Linked DNA regions of Mus musculus: region 1 is linked to region 2. The links are chromatin loops, found by intact Hi-C in ENCODE. Cell type or tissue: heart. All regions are shown on one strand.

Region 1 (2,500 bases), 100 kb after region 2:
AATGCCTTCTCTACTGTGGTGGACAATATCCTCTCAAACCATAAGCCAGAATAAACCTTCCCTTCCCCACCTCAGTTTGCTTCCTGGCAGGCATTTTTCTTTTTCCAGAAATGACTGCAATCAATATACTTTCTAATAAACACTCATTTATTTATTTATTTATTTATTTATTTATTTTACTAAATAGCAAACCCAAAACAATAAGCTACAATTTGAAAGGACTTGCTATGAAAATGTTGTTAGAAATTGGGTCAGTGGGACTGAGGCTTGGACGGGAGGCAGAGGGGAGGGTGTTGATGGAAACCCATGTTCTGTTACCAGAGAAAGCGCAGTCTTGTCCCTGAGTGACTCTCATGGTCTGAGCTGAAGCCCTATATGGTAGACCCCCATCCATTAATGTAGACGCTCTTACACAGTGTGGGCAAAAGAGGGTTCGGTATCTTAGGCTGGATAATCTGAGGCAATTCCTAAGAGCAGAGTCCAGGAAGGAGACACATGAGACATAATGGAATAAATATCAATTGAGTGTATACTGTTGGGTTGGCTGCTGCCCTGGCGCCAGAGGCTAAATCCCACTGGAAACTCCTATGGATCCATTCACAGAGCAACTCCAAACAGGCCTAGCCACACATGTGAGTCTGTAAGTTCTACATTCGGCTCTACTGATACAGAGGTTTTGAACATAATATAACCCTTCTTACTCCATTTATGCCTCACCTGGGGGGTCCTAAAGTGCTGGACATTCAACAGTCAAACTAAACCTGAGAGAGTGGCTCTGAATTGGTCATCCATGTCAATGAGGATTAAAGACCCAGACTTTCACGGGAGGATGCAGAGCAGAAATAAACTTCATTAAGAAAGGTTATAGAAAGATAAGAAATGGAGAAAAATGAGAAAAACTCTCAAGAATGGGAGAAGTTTCCGAAAGTGGAAAAAGTTCTCAAGCTTCATCATGGGGGTTTGTACAGGGCTAAGGCAGAGACCTGACCAATGTCATTGTGCGAGGTTATTTAGCTCTTTGGGCTCTCATTGGCTGAGTCGAAGGAACACTCACGGGGGCTTAGCCATGTAGATGATCATGTACTCTTTAGGTACCACTCCCCAAGTGTAGGGGATTGATGTGCCACCATCTTTCCATCTCTAATTTGCGCCATGAACCTTGATGCTCTGCTAGCTGCTAGCCACAAGCTGGTGCTGCCACCCCTGGCAAGTGTCTTTAAGTGCAGTTGACATTGTCTTTGTTCTTACAAAGGTGTATGCTTGTAAGATGGTGTGAGGTGGACTCCTGGAGTTGGTGAGGATTCTTTAGAAACTGTCTTTACTTGATTTATTAACATCAGCAGCATGTTTGAAGCAAAGACATGTGCAAACACACTGGAGCTCTCACATCCTCAAGGGCTTGGCTGGCCGCTGTCTCTGGCCTAGAGCTCCAGCCCTCCTCCTAACTGATTGATTTGGCTAGCTGACACCCAAGTATTATTTCTCATATCCCTCTTCCTCCATGCCCTAGACTTTGCCCTGTGAACCCTTCATCCTCCTTTTAACCCTAGCCTCTGTTCTCACAAAATACATACGAGTGACTTGCACGTTTGACCCTGAGCCCCCTTTTCCAGCTTCCTGCTTCATTCTTAACTATTGCTCTAAGCCTACTTAGGAAGTGTTGTATCTCATGAACTTCCTGCCAATTGTCCCAAACTGAAAGAAGTACTACACCTTCAGAGGAAGTTCTAATGAAGAAAAACAGATGTGGAAGGCACAGGAGGCCAACCATTGAAGCACATACAGGAACTGTCCACTGTACCTGCAATTGATATAAAAAATGGACAGTGTGGGTAGGTGCAGGATCTGTTCATGCCATATCGGGGTCACTACTACAGAATTCACCACTTGGGGCCACTTCTAAGATGCCTTGTGAATTCCTCCTTGGATTCTGTTAACCCCAGCCTGCCCTGTTACCCTATATAGATTTGTAAACCTCAAATCTGACTCCTTCCTGCTAGTCTCCTTTCCTGAAGAGGCTGAGTCACAGATCAGGGTGCCGCCTTGAGTTCACTTCCACGCCTTTCATGTGTTGCCAGAGTCAAGAAGATTAGCCTTCTGGCATCCAAACTTTTCAACTCACTGGAGTTTTGAGTTGCAGGATGGATGGGGCACCACTAGGAGCAAGGGCAACATGGCCATCTTTTATCTTATTCATACTTAGTATCTTGCTTCTTGAACACAGGTACTCATGCCATTGAAGACACAGCACTGTCTATTGGAGGTGGGCATGGTGAGTGTAGTGAGGTCATGCGAGCCCCTAGAAACACTGATGCTGTCTCAAAGACTGGGTCATGTCTGTGGTACTAGAATGGTTCCAACAAGAATGGACTTTTAAGGGAGCCTGCTTCCTCCTCTGAATTTTTCCATACAGATATCATCATTGGGATTCCAAGGCCAACAAGGTCCTCACCAGAACCATGTACAGTTTACAGTGTGACCTAAAGAACTGCCTTTCCTG
Region 2 (2,500 bases):
GCAATAAGGGGAACAAAAACCTCAGAAAGCCTCCAGGCCCTTTCTCCCGTGGGTCTATCTCATTTTGCCTCATGGTGACTTTCCGGCACGTCTTGAGGTACAGATTCCCTGGGGTGTGTGTCTGTTCCTGTGTATATGTGTGTGTGGGTGTGTGCATGTGTGCATGCATGTGGGAGGACATGTGTATGTTTGTGTGTATAAATGCATGGGTGTGTTTGTGTGCATGTGGACATGGAAGTGTACATCTGTGCAGTCGAGTATGCATGCGTATATGTGTGTGTATGTGTTTGTGTGCGTATGTGTTGTGGATATATGTGTGTGTGTATTGTGGGCATGTATGTGTGTGCCTTTTTGTGCATGTGCATGTGTGTGCATGTATGTGCGTGCCTGTATACACACAAATGCAATCAAGAATCCTTCTCTAGAGAAGCACACCCCAGATAGAGAGGTGGACCACAGGTGAACACATGCTTACATGTGACCTGGTCTAGTTTTTCCTTTTCTCTGCAAGAGGCAAGGAAACATTAAAGAAAAACAAGAGCTTTAAGTACAGAGAAGACGAAATTAGAGGATGCCTGAATGTGCTGGGGCCCTCAGAGACCCATATCTCCCTAACTCCAGACTTAGCCCCTCAACCAAGACCATGCCCTGCCAAGGTCACTGTCCTGAGGCCCACTGTGTCTCATCTGCAGCTTTCTCATGGACTCTCAGCCACCCAAGAGCTGACATGGGAAGGTCACACTAAGGACTTACTCTAGGTAGGCTGTTCCTGAGGCACAGATGAGGAAAAACTGAGCAAGTGGACCCAGTGTCTCCTGCCTGGGGAGAAGCAGCGTGTTCCAGCAAGGGTACCTGGTCACTGTTGCCAGGCTACATGAGCAGGATGCAGTAGCAGATGTCAGAAAACCCATCTGATGCTGTCCTGGGAGGGAGTGCATGCAGAAGAGCAAGAAGTGAGCCTTAGGGAAAGATGTCACTTTCTCCCAGCTGCTGCCAGGAGGGGCTGGGTCCAATTCATGACAGGCATGTCTAGCTATGCCAAGTTTTACACAAACATCTTATGTATTGTTTAAATCAGAGACAGTGGCAGATAGAGATATATTTCATCCAGCTGTTTGTACAGGACTTAGCCCTATTCTATCTCAAACAATGTTCATTGTTTTAAGTCTTTATATCCCAAAGTTGTTCCTATGCGTATCTGCAGGGGAAAAAAGTCCTGTTCTGATAGTGTTTTGAGCCTGGACTGACTCTGTTGTGTCTCAGGAAGAGGAATGAGATAAACAGCCCAGGGGAGCTGGGGACAGGCTCTGAGTGAGCAGAGGCCAGCCCTTAAGTTACCAGGCAGGTCTGTGCTGAGTGCAGCCGAGGGGAGAGCAGCTTTTCCGGAGGTGTCCTGGCAAATGGACCAGGTGGAGGAAGAGGAAGAGGCGGGGCTTCCGGTTTATATGTGTCTCCTCCTGAAGTAGGGTCCACTGGACCCTGGCAGGAAAAAGATGGCCTTGTCTGATAGGAATGCTATTTCATTGTTTGGAACAATGCATTAGGGTCTTGGTAAACGGCGGGGCTTGAACTCAAATGTTTTGTTGAGTTACTAAAACCGGTTATGATGTGATCCTGCCCCCATTAGGGTAGAACCTAGCTAAATGGTGTATGAAGCAATTGCTGTTTGGAAAATGTCAAAAATTACAAGAAGTGTGGAGTTATTTGTGTGTGTGTGTGTGTGTGTGTGTGTGTCTGTGTGTCTGTGTGTCTGTGTGTGTTTACAGGGATTTCTGAAACACTGAGGAGCAAAGAACAAATGGTATATGGAGAAAAGAAGGACAGAATCCATTTATGGTGGGACCCCATCACTATCACTATCCAAGTATGGAAAAAATCAGTTAGTCAGGCACACGAGCAGCCTGCTGATGCTGGAGAGAGAAAAACACATTGAACAACGTAAGTGTCTAGGCAGATTTGGCAGCAAGGGCTTGGAGACCAAAAGTGGGGAGTCAAACCACACCTTTTCTCCCTGATCAAAAGGAAGTGGCTAAAGGACACTCCCTAGGCCTGGTTCCTCTGACTCCTACTAAGAAGGGAAAGGGGCTAACAGAGCCTGCCTGCGTCCTCAGACACAGGAGAGAGGAAAAGACAAATCAAACCAGCAAATGGTTAAAAAAGGACAGACCAGAGATGAAGACAGCATCAAATTCGGCGGTTGTGGGGAGTCAGAGCAGGAGCTGGTGAGACCAGAGAGGCACGGGGGCTGAGAGATGGATGCTGTCTCCTGATGGCTCATACTGGGTCCTTGGGTGACAATAACAGGCAGACACCTGGGGTTTCCCACCAAGGTCCCTTCATGCTGTGGCCACTGTGCCCCTTAGACATCCGGAAGTGAAGCCACCACTGTGTATCTCCTCTTATGTGAAGTAATTCAAGTCATTTAAGTGAAATATATTTTTGAACATTCTTAGGTATAAATTTCACACCTTTTGGGGAGCTGGGGCTCAGATGCCTTCTA

What was found. Peaks named below come from ENCODE experiments on the same cell type or tissue, not always from the same donor. Only the 100,000 strongest peaks of a DNase experiment are listed, where the experiment ranks them.
Region 1: a loop joins it to region 2, with 2.1 times the contacts of the local background. A loop is called at or near these places in 4 of 42 quality-filtered maps.

Annotation. Positions count from the first base shown.
Region 1 is chr17:67,409,234-67,411,733 of GRCm38, reverse strand. No RefSeq gene overlaps it. Among named protein-coding and RNA genes, the nearest start is that of Gm36152, 52 kb to the right of the region's middle. In heart, a CTCF peak has its summit at 1,190; a DNase peak (open chromatin) is centred at 1,613.
Region 2 is chr17:67,511,752-67,514,251 of GRCm38, reverse strand. No RefSeq gene overlaps it. Among named protein-coding and RNA genes, the nearest start is that of Gm36201, 120 kb to the left of the region's middle. In heart, no CTCF peak of the experiment used is centred here; DNase peaks (open chromatin) are centred at 921, 1,401 and 2,031; H3K27ac peaks cover 1,058 bases.